2 separate regions of the Homo sapiens genome follow, and region 2 is linked to region 1. A link is a loop called in an ENCODE intact Hi-C map of the cell type or tissue named here. Cell type or tissue: B cell. All regions are shown on one strand. Each heading gives the region's core, and the rest is flanking DNA. Links, peaks and the distances in the headings are about the cores only.

Region 1 (7,073 bases), core at 1,313-6,312:
TCTCCAACTTTGACTTCACACCATTTACATTTACTCTCATCAGCAACATTATTCAGTACCCAGTATATTTTAATCAGCAAGTCATTCAATTAATAGCTATAGATACAGCCAAAAGGCACAAAATGCAATAAAATTCACCTGCATGTCAAAGGAACATTCCACTTTCACAAAAAGTCTATAGCAACACATCTGGATAAACCTGCGTCATCACAATGTGAATAACATGCTGAGTTCTGCCAATATGCAGGTTTGCAGATTTTTTTTTTCTTTTTTCAGAAGTGGGGTCTCGCTATGTTGCTCAGGCTGGACGGGAACTCCCGGGCTCAAGTGATCCTCTTGCCTTAGCCTCCCAAGTAGCTGGGACTACAGGTGCATGCCCAGCAAAATTAGCGATTTCAGTCAATACAAGAAATATGTCCAGGAAGATAAAGAATATAAAATTTAAAGATACTGAATAAATATCCATTTCGCTACCCCGCCTACTTGTCCTAAGATAATTATATATAAAAATTTAAATACCAAGTTCCTAAAGGAATCCCAAAAATTCAAACAATGGGCTTTTGATACAAATATAGTCTTTGAACATTCTGTTAATTGGTGTCCTGTGCCAGGTATACAGAAAACATTTAAACATGCGAAATACAGCCCCAAGTATTCATTTGGTACCTCTTCTGCAGAAATCTTAATTAAGATCCAACCAGTGAGGACTGACTGCCCTCACCCCTATTTGCAACTAACTCCTCCTCCTTTACATGCAAATAAGGTTAATGAAACCACAAACTATCCAGTCACAGAAGCTGAAGTACACCTGAACATATACCTGAAGTTCACCTTCAGTTCCCTCTCCCCTATACCAAGTTCTCTGAAATCTACATCCTAAATTTTAAATCCATCCCTTCCTCATACTCTTTAAACACATCGCTTACTAGACAACTGCCATTTGTTTCTTGCAACTAGTCTCCCTGTCTACAGCCTTGACTATCCAGTGTTCTACAAACTACAAATGACCAGTCATTTTTCAATGAAATAACACAGACAATATAAGAATGCATCACACATAGAAAGATTAAGTATTATTTCATGAAACATTTATTTCAGTTATAAATATGGCTTATTTGCCAGGTTACATATATTTCTTACTCTGTGTACTGGATAAAATTTATGCTGTGGGTTGCAGTTAGGAAAGTCCAAAAGCCACTTTTCTAAAATATTAACCAAATGGTATTCCCACGCTTAAAAGCTTTTTAGTGGTTTCTCCATTAACCACAGAATAAGGTTGAAATTCCTTAAAATGGAATTTGAGTTTCTTCATAAGCTCCTGTCTGCCACCCAGCCTCATCAGACACTCCTCTGTCATCTTATGCTCCAGTCTTACCAACTTTTGCATGTCTTATTCCCTCTGCGTGTATAATTCTTTCTCCTCTTGATTTATACAGCAAATCTTCCTCATCCTTCAAGGCCTAGTGCAAGTCTACTTGGTACTGTCCCTAAGTTCGAAGACATCTAAGTGTACACTCTTCACCAGAGAACTGCCCGAGCTCTGCCCAGCCTCTTACACTGTTAATGAATGCATCCTTTTTGAAATGCTCTCCTTTGTCTGACACAACACGAGCCAGGCTTTCCTCCCACCTCTACAGCCGCTTCTCTTCAGTCTACTCTTAAACTTTGGTGTTCCTAAGGCTTCTGCCCTAGGTCACCTTTACTTTCTCTACATGTTTATGTTATCTATGCCCATAGCATCCATTATAATGTTTATGCCATGAACTCCCCAATCTACTTCTCCAGCACAGAAATATTTCTTCTCAAGTATCCCATTCTTTCATGAATCCATCCCCTTCCCTATTGCCAGCATCCAGGCCTAAGCTACAATTATTTCCAACCTAGATTAACTCCTTAACTGAGTCTTGATGCTCCACTTGAGTTCCTTTTCAATCCATTCTTTATTTTCCACACACCAGCCACACAGACTTTTCAACAAATAAATAAGTCTAATCAAGTCACTCCCCTACTAAAAACCCTTGAGTAGCTTATCAATGCCCTTAGAGTTCAAAATCCTTAGCAATGTCTACATATCCAATTTGATCTGACTTTTCTGTACCACCCTGCAGCCTCATCTCTCACACTCTCTTGCGTTCACTCTATATATCAATTGCACTCCTGTTTTTGTTTTGTTTTGTTTTGTTTTGTTTGAGGCGGAGTTTCGCTCTTGTTGCCCAGGCTGGAGTGCAATGGTGCCCTCTCGGCTCACTGCAACCTCCGCCTCCCGGATGCCAGTGATTCTCCTGCCTCACCTGCCTCAGCCTCCGGAGTAGCTGGGATTACAGTTGCCCGCCACCACGCTAGGCTAATTTTTTGTGTTTTTAGCAGAGACGGGGTTTCACCATATTGGTAAGGCTGGTCTTGAGCTCCTGACCTCAGGTGATCCACCCGCCCCGGCCTTCCAAAGCGCAGGGATTACAGGCAAAACCACCGCGCCCGGCCTCCATTGCACTCCTGAAACACTTCTTACTTCCTCTTCATCTAACTCCTACTCATTCTACAGTCCTCAGAATAAGCATCTCATCTTCTGGAGGACTATTTTCGATTCCATAAATTCAGTTAGGTAAAACAATCTGTCTTTCATCTATCAGAACATCCATTACCTTTTATTATATTAACTTTTGCTATCGTCTATCTCTCCAGATAGATTTTAAGGTATGAAGGCAGAGGCCAAGTTTCTCTCATTCAACACTGTATACCAGGGACGGGTACAATGCCAGCTTAGACTAATAGCTCTGCACCCTGGGACCCAGAATCTGCACAAGTGAAGTTGTTTTCTTCCTATCTAGAGGCTGAAGCGCCCTACTGTTTTACATACACAATTAGATCTCCTTGACGACTAAGGCAATTTCTCAATCAAACCTGAAGAAGCAAACAGGTGGTGGAGTCTCCTGCCATTTTCCGCCCTGTGAGTGACTGCTCATCAGAGTTTCTCACATCAATCGCACTGGGAAAAATGCGGCCCCATTCACCCACTAGTGGCTTTGGTAGCTCAGCAAGTGGACCTCAGAGTGATGATGCACACAAGACCAGAAAGGAGTGACTGGAGTCCCTGAGACCAGAAGGTTCGGGCCGAGGCGAAGGACAAAGATTTTTATTTTCCCACGTACCAAGCGAGGTGGCGCTGCCTCTGTGCTGTCCCGCCTGCCCTGGGACGCAGGCTGGCGAGGACGGTGGGACCCTGAACTGCACGTGAGCGTCCTTGGGGTCGAGGACGCGCCTCTGCCTGCTCGGAAAGCTCCGGGCGTCCGAAGCAGCCGGCGAAGTTGTAGCGGCGCCCCAGCGGGGTCGCTTGGTGCAGGGTTCACAGCCGGGGCCCGCATTCATGCTGGGACCAGCAGCGCACTGTCCCCGGGCCGGCCCCGGGCGGAGAGCCTCATTTCACTAACCTGAGAGAGATGGACTGCGCGTCCTTCTCAGCGCCTGCCTGCACCATTCCCTCTCTGCCGCTGCCTGCTTCTGCAATTGCTGATCCGCCGGCCTCCCAAGTCAGGCCGTAAACACTCGCCTGCTTTCTCTCTTCCACTGGCACCCCACCTGCCTCAATGCGCCGCTTTGATTCGGGATTCGTTCACTTTCCCACCACCGGAAAGCTGCCGTCAGGCGCTTCCAGCTTCCGGGGCGCACATTGCCGCAAAGCGGAAGTGTGGCGCTTAACGGGAACCGGCGCCCGGAAGGTCAGCGTGTGAAGTAGGCGCTGGCAACGCGGGGTTACCCGCTGTTATTGAGGAGTAACGGCCCAGCGGACCACCCAGGCTTGAGGCAGCGGCGGGAACCACTCGGTTTGCTGCGATACCATGGAAGGAGGCGGGGGAAGCGGCAACAAAACCACAGGGGGATTGGCCGGCTTTTTCGGAGCCGGCGGAGCAGGTTACTCGCACGCGGATTTGGCTGGCGTCCCGCGTAAGTATGGGGCCTAGCTTGCGATTATTTCTGACTGGTTTTTGCGTCTACACTAAGTTGCGCGTCCCATGTTTTATGTTGTTGTTTTTTTTTTCCTTGCTGGCATTTACAAGCTTAAGTACCAGTGGTGGGGTTAGTGTATCTGCATGGCTGCTCTTTCAAGATAGAAAGGCCTAAAAAAGGGCCACGGATCTCCTGGGGAAGCTGTCCGTGATTGACCTGGACTCGCGAGATGATGCATGTTTTCTTAGGTTTATATCCAAGCCTCCTACGTTTTGTGTGTGGTGGGCCGTGTGATTGACCCTTGATTAAGAGTAGAGCCGAGCTTTGGGAGTAAATGTATTCCAAATAGCAAGCCCGTAGTTAACTTTTTAGTACACAGCGACATATTCTGAGCCTCCAAGTAGCCGTCAGGGCAGAATATTCAGTAATATTGTTTGTAAGTGAGAAATAAATGACTTGGGACAGGCTAGGAAACCTTCTTTAGGAGCTAGGAAGTAAGCTGAACTTTAAAGGTGATATATAGACATGAAGAAAGAAGCCAGGTAAGAATTATAGAAACGGAAATAGGCAACATCAAGGTATACAGAGGCATAAATATCTTGCCTTTGCCTCTCCTCGGTCTTGTGAAAATGTTTTCCAGAACTTTGGTACTTTGTAACTGTGGTTGTTCAACTAGATAAATACAACTTGGACCTAAAGATAGGCAGTTGGTCGTGGATAAAGCCTTTACGAAAGTACTTTCTTTTTAGAGAATCCTTGTAATATTTCTCTAGGTATTTTATACTAAGGAACAACAACAACGAAATATGTTCAGACTGTAGTGCAAAAAAATATAAAAGACCTTTCATTTCCCTGGTGTCACCTTTGTCAAAAAACTGAATCTACAACACATGGTGTTTTGTTTCGTTTTTTTGTTTGTTTGTTTTTAGAGTCAGGACCTCGTTCTGTCACCCATATTGGGGTGCGGTGGCATGATTATAGTTCACTGAAGCCTCGCACTCCTGAGCTCAAACAATCCTCCCCTCTAAGCCTCCTAAGTAGCTGGGACTCTAGGTACGTACCACCACGCCTGGCTAATTTTTTTTTTTTTTTGACTTATTGTGGAGATGGGGTCTCCCTGTGTTGTCCAAGCTGGTCTCAAACTCTCGAACTCAGGCCATCCTCCTGTCTCGGCCTCCCAAAATGCTGGGATTCCTAGGCCTGAGCTACTACTTTACCTGTTTAGAACACAGTTTCATATTAATCTTAGTATCTCTGAGTTTCAGAGCACAAAGGGCATATACACTTCCTTAATGTGACAATATTGTTAAATTAATTTGATTAAGATTTGAAGGTAAATTGGGGGACCAGGGAATGAACACCATTTACTGAGCTTTTACAGTGTGCTAGCTACTTTTCTGGGGGCAGGACTATAGTGGTTTTTGTGGGGGTTTTTTTTGTTTTTTTTTGAAAAGAGGACTCTTGCGCTCACAGAGCTTACATAATACTGAGGTAAACCAACAAACATAAATTAAAACATTGCCGTTAGTGATAAGTGCTGTAAAGGGAATAAAGCAGAGTCTTGAGATTGTGATGGAAGCAGGATGCCATTTTAGAGCCGGTTAGGGAAAACATCTCAAGGGAGTTGACATTTGAGCTGTGACCCAAATACAGTACAAATGCTTGGGAGGCAAGTATCCAGGAAAATAGCTAGTGCAAATGTCCTGAAACAAAACAAATTTGGCAGGTTTAAGGAACAGCTCTTAGGCCAGTCTGTCTTCGTAGTTACAAGGGAGTTGGATCCATTGAAGTTTGTGAAATCAGAGAGGTAGGGAATGACAGCTAATGTAGGATTTTGTAAGTTATGGTAAGGAGTTTCGATTTTCTTAAGACAAATCACTGTAGTTGCTATGTAGACAGTGAATTGAAGGGGTAAGAGAAAGCAAGGAGTTAGGAAATTGTTGCTGTGAGATATGATGGTTGGACTAGGATGGTAGCAATAGAGAAGATAAGTAACACAATTCAAAATAGATATTAAAAATAGAACAAGCAGGACTCCTAATTGATGAAAAGATAGAGGCATGGGTGATGCATAGGTTTGTAAATAACTGCTGAGATACAGAAGGATCCAAAGATGATAGGTTTTACTGTTTTCAATGTTAGTGAATTCAGGTCTGGCCCTCTCAAAGTTTGTGTTTTCTTTTGCACAGACCCACATACCTGTGGTAATGACCCAAGGATTCTCAACCTTGCCACAGTAAATCAATCGTTAATAGTAATATGTGAAGGAACTGCCTTGAAATAGTTAGATACAACATGTACACAGTCAGAAAACCCAACCCAACCACTGTTTTTCCCATGGAATTGATTAGTCTTTTTTCAGTCTTATTTTGTAATTTACATAGTCACCAAGCATTCTTGGAGTAAAGTGAAAGAAATTAGCTTTGTAAATGGCCTGGACTACACTTCCTGTAAGTTCAAAAATCAGATCTATGACACTGCAATTATCTTATTGGTGTAAAAGCCTGAGCCACCAGTGGAAGACCTGGTTTGGGATTGAGGGTCTCAGGATGAGTCAGCCCCCAAACTGACAGATAGGGAGGATAAAATGGGAAAAAATTTTCCGCCTTCAGTGAGCCTATAAAAATTGCAAACACATGTAACAGTCAGGAGCTGGATTAACTCTAACTGGATTAACTTAAAGAATTTTGTTGCAATGTGACATTTTGTTTTCTCTCTAGTAACTGGTATGAACCCTCTGTCTCCTTATTTAAATGTGGATCCACGATACCTCGTGCAGGTAAGATTAAGATTTTACTAGTTTGGTGCATTATTTTACCATTTTAAAAAAAACGCCAAGTGCTATGCTGACTTGAACTATGACATACACTTTTGGAGGCAGTAAGTCTCTGGTCTCCATTCACCCTTTTTTCCTCACAAACACCAGGAGCTTGGCCTGCATCTCTCTGAAACCAGTTAACTCCCTTCAAAAGCTTATTTTTTAAAACCAGAGCAGAATTAATTTTTGAAAGCACCCCAATAAAAGTATTGGGATGCCTAGTTACAAAGTGTGTGGGGTTTTTTGTTTGTTTGTTTGTTTGTTTTTGAGCCAGAGTTTTGCTTTTGTCCTCCAGGCTGGAGTGCAGTAG
Region 2 (7,073 bases), core at 1,292-6,291, 51 kb after region 1:
TCACCATTTGTGTGGAATGCCACAATGCCTGGCACAGTGTAAAATTGAATCAATAAAATTAAATTGTTGCTTCACAATGTCAAAACTCCAGAATTCCGGAACATACGGGAGACAAACTCAAATACATACAGTGCTGACTGTATTACTAGATTCCTAAAGCAAGTCCTCTCAATTCAATCACAAGTATTAATATTACACAATAAGAGTAGACTACAGCAAGAGTTCACACATTGGACTTTGCCCTTATCAGCTATAGACAGAATGTAGGATGAGATTTAAAAGTTACAAAACTGATTTTTCCACACACAGTTATCACATTTTTTTCAAATTAAAAGGAGTGTTATCCTTCAAAAGTCATCTTGAGAACTCATCTGTCAGCCACGAAGAAAATCTGTTTCATTTCTTTATGGTAAGTCCCAGGATGCTTGCCCCTTTGCTGCCTTTGGCTCTCTCTGTCCCTCCTCCTCCCTGTGGCGCAGTTAGAGCACTGTCAGCTTTCAGAGCCCAGATGCCAAGAAAGGAGCTATGCAAAGGCTTGCCCTCTTGCACTGTGATGAAGAGGAAGCCTTCAGAGCGGAAATGAAGAGCCCCAACCATGGGTGAATTCAAATCACAATGAGCCTAAGCCAGCTGTACGAAATGTTACATCCAAAGAGACTTGTATGAGGTAACTAGTTCACATGGCCATTTTCAACAGTTATTCACCATTTGTTTCAGGTTCAAGAGCCAGAGTAGCAAGCATGACCGTTAAGAGGTCACTCTGGAGTCTGACAAACCTGAGTTATGGCTGTGTCTCCAAGCTTGAGACCCCTGAGCTAGTAACATAATCTCTCTGGGCCTCAACTTCCTCAGGAAAAAGGGAGACAAGGATGGTTGCTACAGAGGGGCTGCAGTAAGGTTAAAGTGAGATATTATATGTCTACCGGCACTTAGCCTAGCACCTGCACACCGTAAGCCCTCCACATTGCAGTGGTTATTGTTATCAGGTTTAGCTGACAGGCTGTGAACAGGACCTGACAGAATCCTTTAGCCATTTATCAGGGCTATGACCTTGCACCATTTGCCCTTGTGGAACCTAACTTCCTAATTCATATGTGAGGAATATAGACTCACAGACTTAGGGGTAAGGAGGTCGTGCTTATTTAATAAATATTAGATTTCCATCTAGTCTTTCACTATACAGCACAGCAAAAGGCAATCTTTTATTTACTCCAAAAACTCAATAGTCTAAATCCTCTAATATATACCAAGTATGGATATTTTTGACTGTTTTCTTACGTGTAGAAAGATTGGACCAAATCAGCTCTGATCCTAATATTCAAATCAATAAAAGATTACTAAAAATGTCTTTTTATCTTCACCATTATAATCCAAAATATTGCCTTGCCATCTTCAAAAGAGGACTGCCTTAAATGTTTATGTTTTGAGACAACATTAAAAGTTTAAGTGCTTTCTAAAACTTCCCTGCCTCTAGTATCCCTGTCCTAAATTTGGGGGTGGAGGAAGTAAAGGAGGAGGAAACACACATACCCTTCAAACGAATAACAAAACCTGGAGTTTCCGCAACAAGGAATTCTTTAAACTATATATGCCATGCTTACACAATGCTTTGCACAAATCTATTTGTGAAGTCTGAAGATCATGGCACCAGAATTGAGCAACTAACCACAAATGAAGTGGTTATGTAATGAAGCTAAGTCATTACTGTATGGCTTAACCATAAAATTTCCAAAGAGCTTTAACTCTTGTGACCCACACAAACTACAATTTAAAGCTGAAAAATAGCTCCTCACAAGCCTCTTTAAAAAAATAAAAAATAAAGCTGGAAAAAATCTTGGTCATCTCTTTAATATAACACTCTCATTCTACATATGAAGCCACAAAAGCCCAGATAGTTTAAGTGACCCATCTGAAGGGCCACAGCCAGAAGGGGTAAGATTTGGGTTTAGAACTACAGTTTCCAAGGTCTAGTCCTGGGTTCTCTCTCCCAGATGAGCTTGTTCTTCCTTTAGTGTATTATCACCTGTAAAGTATTTTTACTTGCCAACACTAGTGATTAAAATTAACATTCCAATGGATTACTATTGAAATAACTTCCGTTAAGATTTTCAGTCAATTTTCATAGTCCTCAGTAAATTATAACCACAATTGTTCAGAATCTTCTGCCTTGGATAACACTAACAAAAATAGTACTGGCCGGGCGCGGTGACTCACGCCTGTAATCCCAGCACTTTGGGAGGCCAAGGTGGGCGGATCACCTGAGGTCAGGAGTTCGAGACCAGCCTGACCAACATGGAGAAACCCTGTCTCTAATAAAAATACAAAATTAGCCGGGCGTGGTGGCGCATGCCTGTAATTCCAGCTAATCGGGAGGCTGAGGCAGGAGAATCGCTTGAACCTGGGAGGCGGAGGTTGCAGTGGGCCAAGGTCGCAGCCATTGCACTCCAGCCTGGGCAACAGGAGCGAAATTCCATCTCAAAATAAATAAATAAATAAATAAACAGTACCCTTGTATGTCATGATAGGCTCAGAAAAACCAAAACACTGCCAAATACCAATGCAAATAGTTTTGATTCAACGTCTGTATCACAGCCACTCCAGGCTTCATTCGTCTGTAAGAATGAAAGCTCAGACTAGATCATCTGTAACCTCACCTTCCAACTCTCACATTCTCTGCCCCCCTTGCCACCTGCCCCTGCCCCTCCAAAGACCTCTACTTTTTACTTATTTGCCTGGCATCCTAGTCATTGCTAAAAGGCCAAGCGCAGCATCTATCCACAGGATACCTATGTGTTCTATGAGTACTACACTCGAAATACTAACTGAACAATTTGGTTATCTTTGATGAGACAACCTGCATTAGACCGTCTGTAAAGCTTTTAGTTTAAAAAAATTATGTTAAAAAATATTTTGCAATTTTACCTTGAGACTTTTTTCACTTCACACGTTCTTTCTTCCGTCTTTTTTTTAAAGGTTGGTTTTGGGTTTTTTTTTTGTTTTGAGACGGAGTCTAGCTCTGCCGCCCAGGCTGGAGTGCAGTGGCGCGATCTCACTGCAAGCTCCACCTCCCGGCTTCATACCATTCTCCTGTCTCAGCCTCCCAGGTAGCTGGGACTGACTACAGGCGCCCGCCGCCACGCCCGGCTAATTTTTTTGTATTTTTAGTAGAGACGGGGTTTCACCGTGTTAGCCAGGATGGTCTCGATCTCCTGACCTCGTGATCCGCCCGCCTCGGCCTCCCAAAGTGCTGGGATTACAAGCGTGAGCCACCGCGCCCGGCCTAAAGGTTGTTTTTTATACAACTCATTAACTCAAGGATTATATACATCTTACCTTAGCCCCAGCCCATTTTAAATTCCTTATCAAGACAAGCAGTTTCTGAAATCCAGAATCTGGTTCTCTGTAATCTTTTTAAAACCACACAAACAAACGTTAATATCGCAACAGATTTAAAATAAGATAATAATAAATTCACTATTGAACATTTTAAGATTTAACACTTCAGAGTTTACTAGGCTCAGATTTGTCCACCTTTATACAAGCAACTGAGGGCAATAAATCCCAGCACATCAATTTTCTAAAGTAGTAACTGAAAACCGACCGCAAGGCATTTCTAATTCGAAAACAAGGCATTTCTAATACGAAAGCAACAGTGACTCATGCGGCTTTCTAGACTTCCCAAAAGCCCTTTCCAAGCGGCCTCAGGAGCCCTTGCCCTCGCCCCGGTCGCCGATTCGCACGCAGTTGTGCAGTCAGCCGCTGCGACCCGGCTCCTGCCCGGCGCCAGCCCTGCAAGGCTACCGGCCTCAAGGGCTCCCGCTACGGCCCCTGGGCTGCCAGACGTACCTCACAGGCCAGGTCACCGACTCACCAGCTGCCCGGCAAGCGACAGGCTGCTTTACCCCTGACCCGAGTGCGAAAGGTCCCCGAGCCCGGGCCTCGTCCCGCCCACGCGTCACACGGCAACTCCAGTTCGCCCGGGCCACTAGCGAGCTGGAGCGCTCAAGCCAAGGGCGGGGAGGAGCGGAAAACTCCGCCCATTGTTGCCCTGCTCCCAGCCAGTCCCCGCTGGCGCTCGCGGCCCCCCTGCAGCTCCCTCCCCGCTGGGCCTCCCTGCTAGACGCCTGCTGCCCCCGCCCGGCCCCCAGGGTAAGGCCAGCTAGAAGGACCTCGGATGGCACCTGGGGCTCCTCTCCAGCCTCTCCTCTCCCCACTTGCTCCACCCGATAATGGGCCCAACTCAATGAGAATTATATATGAACTATAATGAATTACATGAATTAAAATGTTTAGGACAGTGCCTGGCAATATAGCCCTACCTACCTGTGACTATCATGCTTATGGTACTTCTAGCTTTCCCTTTTCTCCAAGATAATCCTCATAGCCTGCATATGCAATCAGGCCAAAAGATGAAATCTAGACAATGTTGTAATTCTATTACCTTTCAGTCGATTTTTTGAATGTAAAATACTTGCTGTTGTCTATGCATATAAAGCTGTTTTTGTTAATATTAAGAGTAAAGCAAAATCACATGAGAAACACCAAAGGGGAACACTAAGGAGCCATTACCCTAAATTAAGTATCCCTTAGATTTCAGATGAACAGAGTGGAAGTGCCTGCTTTGTCTGTGATGCATACAATTTCTGGGACCCCAATCCAGGCATTCATTATCAAAAATAAGAAAATTTCTCCCTAATTCCAAAAGCCCTCCTTGGATAATACATTTCGTAAAGACACAAAAAAAACAGACATACTTCTGAATGACTAAAGTTACAATTTTATGGTCCTTTGTACTAATTTACATCAATGGCAACAAAGAAGGAATTCTATTAAAATATAACTCATGTCAGGAACTTTCATCTATTTTATGTGCCTCTGAAAAATGGCTGATCACAATGTAAATACAAAGAAACTTTGTTGGCCGTCACCTACTTAACCAACGGTCTCTGTTCTCTCTCTAAAAGATCCTGACCAACGCCCCAGCACAGTAAAGTCTTCAGCTACTCCCCTATGTATATGTTCACTGAGTTTCACAGTTATATTCATTTGTGTTTCTCTCCTCAAGCCAGCTGTAGCTGTTACTATAATGATGTGATTTATTAAATATTACATAAACATAAAAAGACTAAGGAGAAAGAAAATCACAAAAATCTAAAATTCTGCACTCAGACCACTTTACATGTAGCTTTTTACTCCCTTATGCTTCAGTATTTGCCCTTGTGTCTTTATAAAATGTTTAGGTTCTAAAGGGGAAAAATGCATAAGGTATTTTACCTCTCTTCTGCTTCAAGAATTTCTATGCTGTCTCAAAACAACAACCAACCATCCCAAGTAGATCATCTCATCTAAAGCAGCGTAGCTCTCCTATGGCTCCCCATTTGCCTACAGGATAAAGTCCAAATTTCTTTTAAAGGCAATAAGGCTCCTGAGTTAGGGTTCTCCAGAGAGATGGAACATTATATAGACAGACATAGATATAGACATAAAGATATATACAGATATAGATATGAGAGGGGATTTATTAGGGGAACTGGCTCATGTGATTAGCAGGCTGAGACATCCCATGACAGGCTGTCTGCAAGCTGGAGACCCTGGGATGCCAGTACCATGGCTCAGTCCAAGTGCAAAGGCCTCAGAACCAGGAAAGCAGATGGTGTAACTCTCAGTCTGAAGCCAAAGGCCTGAGAACCCAGGGGGCCAATGATACAAGTCCTGAAGCCCAAAGCCTGGGGAGCCTGGAGTTCTGTTGTCCAAAGACAGGAGAGGAAGAATGTATCCCAGCTCCAGCAAATAGATCTGCCTTTTCAATGTTTTTGTTCTCTCTGGGCCCCAGCAGATTGGATGGTGCCCACACACACTGAGGGTGGATTTTCCCCACCTAATCCACTTGGATTCACACCCCAATATCCTCTGGAAACAGACACACCCCAAAATAACATTTTACCAGGTTTCTAGATGTCCTTAATCCAGTCAAGTTGACACCTAAAATTAACCATCACAGCTGTCTATTTCCTGGCCTCACTCTGACTCTCCTGCTGTCTCCCAGAACAGCTCCCACACCCTAATCTACTGGACAGCTTTTCTATGCATAGGATAGTTTGGTTTATCTTGTGCAGCTTGGCTATGCCAGTTCTGTCAGCAATGCCAGTCTCTCCTCTTCTCCCTACCTATCTGCTTTTCAAGTCACCATCACTAACTACAAAGCCTTTCCTGACTGAGCACCTCACTCCTCAATACTTTTGGCCAATAGAGTTGGCTGCTCCCTCCTGCATTACCACTGTAATCTGTATGGGTTTCCGGCAGGACGCCTGTAACATATGTTACCCTATTGTTACATGCCTGCCTCCTTAGCCTGAGGGCTCCATGAGAGAAGAAACCATGTCTTATTTATGAATTAATAGCTTTGTACATCCTAATACTAAGCAGACAACCTGGTATCAGTACCTTGTCATTACCAACCGTTCACATTCTATGTGTGCCACTGAATCGACATAAAGAGAAAATGTCCCTGGCAATTGTACAATGCTTCACCCTAAATTCAACAGAGGCCTAAGACATTTTGGACAAACGGATGAATATATGATAAATTAATGTTTAGGTTCAGACTAGCCACAGTAAGTATGGTATAGTTCTGCTTTAAACATAGATAATCAACTTGATGTCCCACTAAGGCCTGTATTAATGCAGGAAGGTTTTTTCAGAGAAAGAAAATGTTTCTAGCACAACTATTACTTTTGGCTTTTTTCAAACAAGACAAAGCTGGCAAGGGTGTTGCCACTGAAAGTATGATCCCAGAATAAGTGCTGAGATAGTGTCTTTCCTGCTGCCAGAACCACAAAGCTCAGCTTCATGGATTCACACAAATAGCAGCAAGATTGTGGGTTAAAGGGGACACATTTACTGTATTTTACAGCCAACTCTGGATTTTTTCTTCAGAGTTGGCAGTACCACAGAAATTCTAACTGAATTTCAAGTTGAATATTGGGGGGACTATATTCAACTTGAAACTTCTTGCCATAATAGAGTCAAGGATAGGAAAATATGTTAACTTACCTACTATCACAGTAATAATG

What was found. Peaks named below come from ENCODE experiments on the same cell type or tissue, not always from the same donor. Only the 100,000 strongest peaks of a DNase experiment are listed, where the experiment ranks them.
Region 2: it touches region 1 in a loop (6-fold over the local background); 47 of 110 quality-filtered maps call a loop at or near these places.

Annotation. Positions count from the first base shown.
Region 1 is chr10:45,968,789-45,975,861 of GRCh38, forward strand. TIMM23 (translocase of inner mitochondrial membrane 23) reads left to right here and starts at 3,701. Exons shown (of 7, transcript NM_006327.4): 1 at 3,701-3,942; 2 at 6,666-6,724. The coding sequence starts at 3,837. It also overlaps the pseudogene PARGP1-AGAP4 and the pseudogene PARGP1. RefSeq lists enhancers at 3,185-3,875, 3,392-3,521. In B cell, for the core only: no CTCF peak of the experiment used is centred there; a DNase peak (open chromatin) is centred at 3,683; H3K4me3 peaks cover 2,049 bases; H3K27ac peaks cover 1,342 bases.
Region 2 is chr10:46,019,484-46,026,556 of GRCh38, forward strand. All of the region lies in intron 1 of NCOA4 (nuclear receptor coactivator 4), which reads right to left. Among named protein-coding and RNA genes, the nearest start is that of NCOA4, 7.6 kb to the right of the region's middle. RefSeq lists silencers at 2,114-2,309, 3,981-4,150 and an enhancer at 3,836-4,130. In B cell, for the core only: no CTCF peak of the experiment used is centred there; a DNase peak (open chromatin) is centred at 4,028; H3K4me3 peaks cover 1,187 bases; H3K27ac peaks cover 1,708 bases.